Linked DNA regions of Homo sapiens: region 1 is linked to region 2. Evidence: read pairs that join two places in POLR2A ChIA-PET (ENCODE). Cell type or tissue: HCT116. All regions are shown on one strand. Each heading gives the region's core, and the rest is flanking DNA. Links, peaks and the distances in the headings are about the cores only.

What was found. ChIA-PET counts read pairs that join two places held together with the same protein. Peaks named below come from ENCODE experiments on the same cell type or tissue, not always from the same donor. Only the 100,000 strongest peaks of a DNase experiment are listed, where the experiment ranks them.
Region 1: POLR2A ChIA-PET joins it to region 2 with 5 read pairs; 2 of 35 experiments call an interaction of 5 or more read pairs at or near these places.

What each region holds. Positions count from the first base shown.
Region 1 is chr12:53,996,512-54,002,937 of GRCh38, forward strand. It overlaps HOXC9 (homeobox C9), which reads left to right and starts at 3,650. Exons shown (of 2, transcript NM_006897.3): 1 at 3,650-4,215; 2 at 5,919-6,426. The coding sequence starts at 3,678. The coding sequence ends at 6,163. It overlaps HOXC-AS1 (HOXC cluster antisense RNA 1), which reads right to left and starts at 3,499. Exons shown (of 2, transcript NR_047504.1): 1 at 3,198-3,499; 2 at 2,511-2,756. It overlaps HOXC-AS2 (HOXC cluster antisense RNA 2), which reads right to left and starts at 274. Exons shown (of 3, transcript NR_047505.1): 1 at 159-274. In HCT116, for the core only: no CTCF peak of the experiment used is centred there; a DNase peak (open chromatin) is centred at 3,530; H3K4me3 peaks cover 2,727 bases; H3K27ac peaks cover 1,508 bases.
Region 2 is chr12:53,855,459-53,861,884 of GRCh38, forward strand. LOC105378250 (a long non-coding RNA gene) reads left to right here. Exons shown (of 5, transcript NR_189099.1): 4 at 5,326-5,420. Among named protein-coding and RNA genes, the nearest start is that of HOXC13, 80 kb to the right of the region's middle. In HCT116, for the core only: no CTCF peak of the experiment used is centred there; no DNase peak of the experiment used is centred there.

The DNA.
Region 1 (6,426 bases), core at 839-5,838, 140 kb after region 2:
GCCCCAGCGGTGCTGAGGAAAATTGAAGGGAGTATGTGGGTGAGGGGAAGTCTGGAGTATGGCAGAAGATTCAGAAGGAGTAACTGAACCCCAGGAAGACAGACCTTCCTTCTTGGTGCCCCTATATCCTTTGTGCCCCGCCCCCCGCACCTACAAACCTGGATTTGAGGGAAATCTGCAGGTCCGCTTCAAAGCCCTGGTCTGCCACCCACACCCCTCCAAATGTGGAGAATGGGGGCTACAGGCCACATGCAGTTGTGGACCTGCGGAACCTCCGCCCAGTGGACTCCGGAACTCCCAGCCTCTTCTAGCCCCCCTCCCCAAGGCCGCCTCTCTCCGAAGGGCGCAGGGAAAATGAGGCATTGGCTGGGAAGGGGCTGTGGGCGAGGCCTGCTTCCTGATCCACAGCCGTGCCTGCCTCTGAGTGGGAAGAGTTCGGAGGTCATAGTCCCAGAAAATAAAATAAAATAAAGGAAAGCGACAATCTCCTTGGTTTCACAGGGGATTTCACGGCAGCAGGGATCCCGCCGGTGAGCCTCACTGCCCGCTGCTGCCGCCTCCGCAGAGTGGGCAGGCAGGGTGCGCAGGCAGCTCAAGAGTTGAAAAGAAGGCGGTGTTCAAAGGGGGTAGGAGAGAAGGGGGCATCTCTTTACGGCCCCAATGTCTATTTGAGGAACTCTCCCAAATAGCAGAGGCCCATAGGGGAGGCTCCTTAGGGACTCTTTCCTCCAGGAAAGCTGAGGCTGGGGCAGCTGGCCTTGTCGCTTGGAGAAGACGCAAAGGAAGAGCAGGGGTGAAACCTCTTTCCTCTTCTGTTTCTTCGCTCCTTGAATAGAGCAGGGCTCAGCCCCCAGCTGCCTAAGCGGCTGTCTGGACCAATATGGGGTTCTATATCCCTGAGGCCTAGAGTACCCATCCGAGCAAGTCTCCTGGGAGGGGCAGGAGAGGAGCCCTCTTCCGCCTTTGTGTCCAGACAGAAGTGGCCGCCGCGCCCGGAGCCGGTCCCGCGGCAAAGGCCCGGCAAGCCAGCGGGCTGCACAATGCCACGGCTGCTCCGCCAGCTCGCCCCTGCCCCGTCCTGCCTGCCTACGGCCGCCCTTCCTCCGCCTCCCTCTCTGCACGCCTGCCTTTCCCGGCTCTCCTATCTCTTTTCATCTTGCCTTCCTTCTTTTAATTCTCCCCCTTTTTTCCCTTTATTCTAATGCTCCGCTTCCTTCTTTCCTCTCTTGGGCCTGACTCCATGTTTCAGTTGGTCTGTCCCAGGCTGTCTCGGGTTCAGTCTCTCTCAGGCTCTGTCCCCTGATGTCCTCTTGGTCTCAGTCTGGCCCCGGGCCCCGCTGAGGGCTAAACGTCTCTGCTCATCGCTGCCAGCAGCCGCCCAAGTGCCGGGCCCGGTCCTCAGCCGCCCTGGGCTGGGGGAGGTGCTGGCTGTACTGGGGATTTGGAGAAAGCCTCGGCAGGGGGACTGGAACCTCCTGTCTTTTCCTTGAACTAGTGAGGGAGATTTTTTGATTGACAGCTAACCCAACTCCATCAAGGCCAAAGAGATATTCTGTTTCTTGTTGTAAGTTGGGCTTCCCAGCTCAGTCCAGCTCAAGGGAGGGGAAGACAGTGGCGCCAAGGAGCTGAACCCCCAAGTCGCCTCTCCCCAACCAAACACATCCCTCATCCTCCCCCATGAGTTGAAATCCCAGCCCCGTTAAGCCGCCCCCTTAGACCAAAAAGGAAAAGGAAAGAGCCAGAGAGGGGGAGGAGCAGAGACTTGGGAGGGGGCCTATGGAGCTGGGGTCGGTGCTGCCAGCTGCAGCTGTCTCCCCCTAACTTTCCTCCCCCCGGAACACACATACTATACACACTCTCCCCAGCCCCTCTCCACCCCAGAGGAGAAAGATCCATAGAGACGCAGGAGAAAACTAGCCCCCGCCCCTACCCCTGGCGTTTGGTCCCCTCCTGGGGACAGGAGAGGGAAAGAAGGGCAGGCGTGGCCGGGTCTGGGAAGACTCCTACCCTGCTGCCTCCAGAGCCTGCATCTCAACCTCAGCTCCTGTCTATTTTCCCTGGCCACAGACTGGGACTCTTCCTTTCTGACCCTGAAATTGCACCCCTCCTTTAAATTCACTCTACCCTGCCTAAGTGCACCATATTTCTGGGGGTTTCACCTGTCCCTTTCTCCCCACCCCCCAGCCAACCTCCATGCCCCCTCTTCTTCACCCACCCTGATAATTTCCTACTTGACTAAAGCCCCCCTTTACTACACCACCATGGGACAGTCTGATGCAAAGCAGAGGGCTGGGCACAAACCCTCAATTGAAGGAGGAGGGTAGCAACCAACTTATTGGGGGGAGGAATCCAAGTTGTCTGATATTCCTCTGCAATCACACTGCCCCCTCTGGAATTCCTGCATCCGACCCCAAAGAAATTGCTTTCTCCTGTTCCTCCGTTGCTTTTTTCCCGTTCCAAAAACAGCCTACAATTTTATTTAATGAAAGATACATTTATGAACAATCAAATGATCCTCATAAAAATTTTATTGAGGGACGTAAAAACAAGCTACTTGCCCACGACCGAGGTCGCTCTTTTGCCTTGCCCGCTCTCACCCTGGCTCTCTGCAGACAGAGCCCGGGAGCGACTTTTTGGGGGGAGTGGGGGTGGGGAAGTGTCGCAGAGATGGAGTTGGGGGCAAAGGAGGGTGCGCAGGAAGATGGGATGGGGACGCCCCACTTAAGTTGTGTAGATCTCTCCTACACTTCTTCAAGCTGGCAAAGAAAGATAAATAGATATAGACAATAAATTTAAAATAAAGGCGCCTGTATATCTGTGCCAAAGCAAAGAGAAGACTTCTGAGGCTGCTGATAAAGGTGTATGAGATCCTGAGGTTCTACCCCTCCCACCCAGGGACCACCTTCCCCAGGCTTCCCCTACCCCAGATTTGGGGGGCAGAGTTGGCCAGTGGCAGAAGAACGCTCCCCTTCCCTCCTTCCCTCCCTGTATCTCAGCTTCCCCAGTCCCCTCCCACCCTCCCTCCCTCACCGCCCCTGCTGCTCCTGAAAGAAATACATACATACACACTATTTAAAAACGCATTTTTAAAAGCCACGTTCCGAACTGACAATCGCTGATCTCGGCTCGCGCAGAGACTGCGGGAGCGTCGGGGCCGACAGAGACGGATTACGTCAAGAAATAGTTCCTCCACCTACCTCGGTCGGCCTCCCCGCCCCTGCGGGGCTCCCGCGCCCAGCTCGGCCCTGGGGGTCCGAGAACCCTGGCTTCGGGGACTGGCATTTTCACCCCATTAAAAAATCCTCATGGTTGGGGGGAGGCCATCTGCTTATGGGTGGACATGGGCACAGGGGCTTCTCAGATGAGCTAGGAGCCGTCCTGAGGGGGTGACCGGTGCCTTGGGTCCAGAGTTCCGGACCCCCAGGAAATCGCAGGTCGCGGGGAGCAGCAGAGAGAAGGGGGTGGGAGAGGGGGAAAAGAAGGCAAGGAAAAAAAAGCCCCTGCGCATTGATCCGCGCCGTATTTTTGGGTAAATACGATCACGTGGGGGCCGGGGAGCCAATGAGCTGTGGGGAAAAGGCTGGAAAAATAATTACCTGACTTGATTGTTCTGTGAGCAGATAAAAAGTACATATACAGTTCATACAATAATCTTATGTATGTAAAACCCCGTTACGATGTCGGCGACGGGGCCCATCAGTAACTATTACGTGGACTCGCTCATCTCTCACGACAATGAAGACCTCCTAGCGTCCAGGTTTCCGGCCACCGGGGCTCATCCCGCCGCCGCCAGACCCAGCGGTTTGGTGCCGGACTGTAGCGATTTTCCGTCCTGTAGCTTCGCGCCCAAGCCGGCAGTGTTCAGCACGTCGTGGGCGCCCGTGCCCTCTCAGTCGTCCGTGGTATATCACCCGTACGGCCCCCAGCCCCACCTCGGCGCCGACACGCGCTACATGCGGACTTGGCTCGAGCCGCTGTCCGGCGCCGTCTCCTTCCCCAGCTTCCCGGCCGGGGGCCGTCACTACGCCCTCAAGCCGGACGCCTACCCCGGGCGCCGCGCGGACTGCGGCCCAGGGGAGGGCCGCAGCTACCCGGACTACATGTACGGCTCGCCCGGGGAGCTGCGCGACCGCGCCCCGCAGACACTGCCCTCGCCCGAGGCGGACGCGCTCGCCGGCAGCAAGCACAAAGAGGAGAAGGCCGACCTGGACCCCAGTAAGTTGGGAGCAATTTTCCTTTACAACCGGCGCGGGAGGGGAGGGGAGGACGGGCGGGGGCAGCCGAATTACAGCCCTCCCGAACCGTGCAGGGAGCGCGGGAGAGGGGCGAGGGGGCGAGGACTCAATAAAAGCGAATTACCTTGGGGAGCTTTCAGGGGCAGGAGGTCTGAGAATGGGGCCCAGGGAGACAGGTTGGGAGAGGGCCGAGGGGAGCTCCTCTCTCAGGAGCTGGCTTTGATGAGAGACCCCTGCCCCCTCCTCCCAGCCCAGGCTTTTTGGCTCAGTCACCACTTTCGAAGAAAGGCGGACAGGGCCAGGGGATGGGGCTGGGGGCGAAGTTCAGTTTATGATTTGAGATGGGACAGGGAAGAGGTGAGGAGGACACTGGGGGCACAGAGGAGATACCCCCAGCGAGAATGACCCCTGCTTCCCAGTCAGCGTGGAGGTCCTCACCCCACTAGAGATTCACAAAACAGAAGGTCCATGGACTTCTCCCCCAGGAGCACTGGGTGAGGGGTCTGAGGTATTTCGAAGCCTGAGAACTTGGAGAGATCAGGACTTTCAAAGAGAAGTGGGGATAAAAGTGGGGTCTGAGCCTCCTTAAACTTGAGAACCCTCTTCTGAGGGTCTTGGAGGGGAAGGATTGAGAATGGGGATCAGGGATGAGGAGTGGGCATCTCCCCAGATTAGAGAATTCTACACACACACACACACACACACACACTCACTCTCACTCACTCACTCCAATCAGGGAGACAGGCGCCTTCTGAGGATTGCACAGGAGGGCTAGGGTGGGGGGCAGGTGGGAGCTGCAGGGCCAGAAAAAGGGGAAAGAAGGAGAAACAGCAGGGGAGGGGGTGCAGACCCCTGGGTGTGAGGAAGTGTCTGGGGGAGTCCCAGGAGGGGGCTGCAGGAAATCTTTTCCTCCAGCCCCATAAGGGGCCAGGGCCTAATTATACTCCTCTGAAGGCTTCCCTCCCTGCCCTCAGCTACTCCCATAAACCTGAAATTGGAGGCTTGGCTCCTGCAGAGCCTGTCCTGGGGCTGGCAGGAGGGGGGCACTGGAGGCCAAACAGGAAAACTAAGATATAGGGGAGCCTGTCCCCAAGGCCAGCGGCTCTCTGGGGAGAGGAGAAAGACTTTTCCCGTCTCAGCATCACCCTGAGAATTCGCCTCAGCAGGGTTGAACTCCAAGCGGGAGGATGGTGCTGCAGAGGGTGGTGAGGGGTTTAGGGATTCTCAGGGTCAGGAAGCAGAACTGCTAAAATTTCAGGACTTGGTCGTGGGCTGGGAGGATGGGAGGGGGCAGAGGAGGAGGGAGGTGGGGAGGAGAGAGACCTTGCTATAAAAATAAAAAACAAGAGAGAGAAGCGTTTATGGGCCTATGAAACGGTTGGGAATTTGGACTTTTTATGAGGATATTCTCAAATTACTACTCTTGAAGCTGAGGACCAGACTAGAGGGGCTTTGATAGCTTTGGATTTCCTACAGTTTTAGGTGCTGGAAACTGAAAAGGGGGAAGCTGGGGAGGGGACAGAATGCAAAACGAGGAAGGAGGAAAATTCCTAAAGCAAAATGTGTCCAAATTCAGGTTCAGTTATTGCATTTGGGGAGCCTGGCTAAGTCTAGGGGTAGAGTAGCAGAAGTCCTGGGCTGGAAAGGGGCTCCACTGACCCCTGCTTGTGTTTGGCCCTCCAGGCAACCCCGTGGCCAACTGGATTCACGCCCGCTCCACGAGGAAGAAGCGCTGCCCCTACACCAAGTACCAGACGCTGGAACTGGAGAAGGAGTTTCTCTTCAATATGTATTTAACCAGGGACCGTCGGTATGAGGTGGCCCGGGTTCTCAATCTCACCGAGCGGCAGGTCAAAATCTGGTTTCAGAATCGAAGGATGAAGATGAAAAAGATGAATAAAGAGAAAACCGACAAGGAGCAGTCCTAAACCCTACCCAGCCTGCTGCCTCAGCACAGCCAAGGGAAAAACAAAAACCCCACAAAATACCCCAACACAGGCGGGGGAGAGACGAAAAAGAAAAGGAAAGAGCAAGATAGACAAAAGCCAATCAGCTTAAAAAGAAAAACAAGGAAGGGGAAAAGAAAACTCTTGCGATTTGGGAGGGTTCAGTGTTGAGATATTGGTGTTTTAGAGTTAGTTCTACCCAGCGAGGAGGAGGCGGGGAGAGAAACTGCGTTCTCTTTCCCCAG
Region 2 (6,426 bases), core at 477-5,476:
TCAATGAAGGTTTATTGAACCATCTACGATGTACCAGGTGCTGTGCTAGGTTCTGGGATGGCAAAGAACAAGATCTTTGCCTACAATGTACTCACTGAATTAGCAGAAGAAATCAACATATCAACAGATAATTATAATATAGTGTTTTAAGTGTACTGATAGAAATAACGCACAAGGTATTATGAATGCACAAGCTATTATGAACACACAAAGGAGCAGAATCTAATCCACTCTTTGGGGTGGGGGCTGCACAGAGAGTGTCCTCTCCAGAAGCAGATGGCAAGCACTGGAACTTTATTTTATTCACCTTTGTATCTCCTAGTCCTAACGATCATGCCATGTTTGTTCCATGAATTGACCAAGGATTTAAGTCTCTTTAAATGCAGTGGCAAAAGCACTGTAATAGGAGTCAGGAGGTCTGGATTCTGGTCTAGGCTCTGCTATTGCAGTTTGTGGCTGGGCCATGTCACTGCTTGTCAAGATGAAATTAGAGGAAGATCCTGGACCAATACTAGGCCACCACTTCCCTATTTAAATAAAATATACTGCCCCTCCTTCCAGTATGTCTATAATGTATAAGAAATAAAATCAAAGTTTTCTTTCTATAATCCATTCATAAAGTAGTTGTCAGCTCTCCATAACCTTGCCCTTTTCTAGTTTTCTGTGACACTTTTAAAAGTTAGGGCAGGTTGACTAGTACTAAGGAAGCTGGAACCTGGGAGAAAGTGAGATCATATTAAAAAGCCTGTTTGGCTTATTTCTGCCAGTGCTGAAAAACAGTTTAAACCCAGCCCGCACTTAGGGCAGTGGGGCAGCAGAGCATGGGGACCGCATTGTGTCCTCCATAGAACTACTGTTTGCTTCTCTGCTTGAGCCCAGCAGAGAGCGAGGCGGGTAGCCAAAGCGTGCTGACCTGGTTGCAACAGGAGGGCTTGCATCCCTTGTAATCATGCTTCCTCTTCCTTTTTCTTGAAGGAAGGGAAATAAAACCCAAATGTTGTACATCTAATCAAACAACTCAGTGTTAAAGCTGGAGGGCCTGATCCTTCTCATAGTATCCTTTGCTTTTTGCCTCCAGAACACTAAAACTCTTGTTTACCTCCATCTTCTTTTCTGTAATATGGGGGCTGCGCAGAGGGTGGCCTCTCGAGAAGCAGATGGCAAGCAATAGAACTTTATTTTATTCACAATTCCTGCCCTACTATTTAATGTGTGTTTCTTTTATAGTACTTACCAAAATTTATAATTTATGTTTGATTAATATGTCTTTCTAACTAGATGGTAAGATTCATGAATGCAGGGATTGTATTTGTTTTCTTCTCCATTTAATTCCCAGCATCTAGTATGGTGTTTCCAGATAGTAGTCACTCAATAAATACTTTATTTTTTATATTTTTAGACATAGGATCATGCTCTGTCACCCAGGCTAGAGTGCAGTTGCATGATCATAGCTCACCATAACCTCAAACTCCTGGGCATAAGTGATGCTCTCGCCTCAGCCTCCAATGTAGCTGGGACTACAGGGGTACACCACCATGCTGGGCTAATTTTTTATTTTTTATAGAGATGGGAGGTGTCTCACCATGTTTCCCAGGCTGGTCTTAAACTCCTGGCCTCAAGCGATTCTCCTGCCTCGGCCTCCAAAAGTGCTGGGATTAGAGCTCCAGCCTGTGCTCACAGCCCCAGCCTGTGCTCAGCCTCATAAATACTTTTGAGTCACTGTGCCCAGCCTCATACATACTTTTGAGTAAATGGATGAATGGTGTTGTCAAAGTCAAATATTATGAAGTATTTGAAATCACTTCAAAAAATTATAAAGGAGAAACATGTAAAGCATTGTTTCTTCTCAACTAGATTGTAAGTTTCTTCATTTTAGGAACTGAGTCTTATACTCTTTATTTCCCATCAATCTAGCATTTCCACCTAGTAGGTACTCTGTAAATAATTATGCGTATCACTACAGTGTTTAAAAGAACATGATAATACTTGCAACAAACAACCTGAAAATGAATTTAAGAAAAAAAATCCCATTTATAATACCATCAAAAATAATAAAATCCTTAGAGATGAATTTAACAAAGAAGCACAAAACTTATACTCTGAAAAGTACAAAACACTGTTGAAAGAAGTTAGAGAAGACCTAAATAAATGTAAAAACATCCCATGTTCTTGGCAATATTTTCCAAGTTGATCAAAAGATTAAACACAATCACTGTCAAATCCCAACTGGCTTCTTTGCAGAAATTGACAAACAGATCCCAGGATTTATATAGAAATCCAAGGGACCCAAAATACCCAAAACAATCTTGAAAAAGAGGAGCAAGATTGAAGAACTCACATTCCTTATTTTAAAACTTACTACAAAGCTACTGTAATCAAGACAGCATGGTAGTGGCATAAGGATAGACATATGGCTATCCAGTGGAATAGAGTTAAAAGTCCAAGAATAAACTCTCACATTTTCAGTCGGTTGCTTTTTGACATAAGTGCCAAGACAATTCAGTGGGGAAAAATAGTCTTTTCAAGTAGTGCTAGGACAACCGCATAGCCACATGCAAAAGAATTAAATTGGATTTCTATTTCACACTACATACAAAAATTAACTCAAAATGAGTCAAAGACCTAAATCCAAGAGTTAATTAAAACTATAAAACTCTTAGAAGGAAACATAGGTGTAAGTCTTTGTGACCTTGGATAATGCAATGATTCCTTAGATAAAGGCACAATTTAAAAAATAGATCGAGTGGACCTCATCAAAATTAAAAACTTTTGCTTCAAATCACACCATTGAGGAAGTGAGAAGACAACTCACAGAGTGGAAGAAAATGTTTGCAATTCATATATCTGATAAGAGACTTGTATCTAGAATATATAAAAAACTCTAACTCAAAAGGATAAAGACAAGTAGCCCAATTTAAAAATGGACTAAGGGGCCGGGCGCGGTGGCTCACGTCTGTAATCCCAGCACTTCGGGGTCCAAGGAGGGCAGATCACGAGGTCAGGAGATCGAGATCATCCTGGCTAACACGGTGAAACTCCGTCTCTACTAAAAATTAGCTGGGCGCGGTGGCGGGCGCCTGTAGTCCCAGCTACTTGGGAGGCTGAGGCAAGAGAATGGCATAAACCCAGGCGGCGGAGCTTGCAGTGAGCCGATATCTCGCCACTGCACTCCAGCCTGGGTGACAGAGCGAGACTCCATCTTAGAAAAAAAAAAAAAAAGATCTGAATAGAAATTTCTTCAAAGAAGATATACAAATGGCCAGTAAGCACATTAAAATGTTTCCTACATATTCCTAACATTATTAGCTATCAAGAAAATACAAATCAAAACGACTATGTGATACCACTAGGATGGTTACAACAATAATAAATACAAGGTAATAATAAGTGTTGGTGAGGATGTGGAAAAATTGGAATCCTCATACATTGCTGGTGGGAATATAAAATGATGCGGCCACCTTGGAAAACAGCATTTCCTCAAAATGTTAAACCTAGAGTTACCACATGACCCAGTAGTTCCACTTCTAGGTATATACCTAAGAGAAATGAAAACATGTATCTACATAAAAACTTGTATATGAATGTTCATGGCAGCATTGTTCATAGTAGCAGAAAACCCAAATGTCCATCAATTGATAATGGATAAATAAAATGTGGGACATCCATATAATGGAATATTATTTGGCAATAAAAAAGTAATGAAATATTGATATATGCTATGACATGGAAGAACCTTGAAAACATTATGCCAACTGAAAGTAGCTGGTCATAAAAGAATACATATTGTATAATTTCATTTATATGAATTATTCAGTGTATAGGTATACTCTATATTTGGAGTAGAGGTATTCAGGGTACAGGTAAAGGTATAGGTACATGCTATAGTCAGGGTATAAGTTCAGGGTATAGGTAAAGCTATAGAGACAGTAGATTAGTGGTTGCCTAAAGCTAGGGATATTGTGGGGAATAGGGAGTGACTGCTAATAGATACAGGTTTTCTCTTTGGGGTGTGGAAATATATATACATATACATATATATGTACACATATACATATATATACACACATATACATATATACACACATATACATATATATATACATATACATATATATATATATATATACACACATATACATAATATATATATTTTTGAGATGGAGTCTAGTTCTGTTGCCCAGGCTGGAGTGTAGTGGCATGATCTCAGCTCACTGCAACTTCCGCCTCCCGGGTTCAAGTGATTCTCCTGACTCAGCCTTCCAAGTAGCTGGGATTACAGGAGCCTGCTACCACGCCCAGCTAATTTTTGTATTTTTAGTAGAGATGGGGTTTCACCATGTTGGTCAGGCTGGTCGGTCTCGAACTCCTGACCTCATAATCTGCCTGCCTTGGCCTCCCAAAGCGCTGGGATTACAGGTGTGAGCCACTGCAACCAGCCTATTTCTTCATTTTTCTATCAGCTCAGTGCTTTGGAGCATAGAATGAAAGTTGTAGGCAGATTATTCTTTTCTTTTCTTTTTTTGAGATGGGGTCTCACTCTGTGGCCCAGGTTGGAGTGCAGTGGCACGATCTCAGCTCACTGCAACCTCTGCCTTCTGGGTTCAAGCGATTCTCCTGCTTCAGCCTCCCTGAGTACCTGGGATTACAGGCGTGTGCCATCATGCCCAGCTAATTTTTGTATTTTTAGTAGAGACTGGGTTTTGCCATGTTGCCCAGGCTGGTCTCAAACTTCTGAGCTCAAGTGATCTGCCCGCTTCAGCTTCCCAAAGTGCTGGGATTTCAGGTGTGAGCCCGTGTGCCCGGCCAGTAGGGTGGATCTTAAAGGAGAAACAAGAGGTGGAACAAGGACGAAAGGGAATTCAATTTGCTGAGTTTTTTGGGGAAAGCTGAGAAGCGTGTTCACTTTCCTAGCCAATGTAATTAGGTAAGTTTAATGTCAAGACTCCAAATGTGACTGTTTTTTATTGAGATTTCTAGTTTTGGTTGTGGTGTTTGAAACTTAATTGACCCAGCCACCTTCTTTGGGTCCAGAGACACTTAAAATGTGAAACATTGACCTTTTGTCCTTAGTGTCCTTCATCTTTCTGAAGATCTGGATAATTGGTGGGTGTGGAAGAAAGCCAGGGAGAACCTTGTGTCTGTCTTGAGAATGAAAGGGTGACAGGAAACCAGGGAGTGACTCAGGGAGACTGGAGTCTAGAAACACAATGCTCTGAAGACTTCCCTGGGTATATAATGGGAAGGAACTTGGAGGTCTTGATGACTGCTTGGACTCCTACTTTGCTGCAGTTTCTATTCTAATCTCTATTTTTGTCCTTTCTCCAGGATCCAAACTTCAGTGACCTGAGTACCTGTCACACCTATTTGTTCTGAATAGCCCCTTTGAACAGAGCCTTTCTTGACAGAGAAAAGGAGTATTGGTAGGTGTGGGAGGCAGGGAGATCTAGCAAAAAAGAAAAAAAAAGAATTATTAATAGCTGTAGTCATTGGGAAACTCAGCCTGATGGGGAAAACAATAATCAGATTTAAGAACTAAGAATCAACAAATATAAAGACTTTCTTCATTAGAACAAAAGCTTCCTTGATAAAAAAAAAAAACGTTGAGCTAGATTTTAAAGGACCTTTAGAATGCATATTGTGGCAAAGGAGAAGAAACTCCACCCAAGGCAGCCAGCATAAGCATGGTGGAGGAAGCATTTTCTCCCATAATGTTGGGCCTCAGCCACAGGAATAAGCGCTGCCCAGAGCTAGTTAGCTGTGACCCTGTTCCTGCATATCCTGAGTGATTTGATGTGACTAGCTGAAGTCCAGTTAAGGGTCAATTGAGGGAGCAAGTGAGGGGATACTATGAAGTAACAGTTTGGCTTGGGTCTTGACTGGAGAATTCAGTGCGTTTGAGGTTGCCTCTAAGAGGAGTAGAAATAAGAGCATTAGGAGCCCTTGCTGCCGTTTGGGTTACCTACACCAAAACAGATTTGTGTTCTGCTCTCTGGCCAGCCCTATTCTCTGCTCTTCTTATCCCAACTTGCCTAATTGATACCTTGGCCGATGGTGTCATTAACAATGCTTGAATAATAGCCTGACTGGCTGATTTCAAAATGAGAGACATGATTAATATGTCGGAAATCCAGCTGGGGGGAGCAGGAAAGGGGATGTCCCAAGAAAAAGAAAATGGGGGAGGGGTCCTTCACTCCCTTACTGCCAGTCCACTGTCTTCAGCAGAAGGGAAGAACTTGGGGATAGGAGTCTGACTTCAGCTCCTTCTTGGTTTGCTGATCCCTCTCCATTTCTCTCCCCTACCTCCCCCAACAGCACACGTTCTGACACCTACAAGCTCGTTACATGATGATGACCTATATTTTTATCTTTTTTATGAGCATCAAACACACATTGTCTTGCAAGCACATGTGTTTTTTTCCCCTGTTG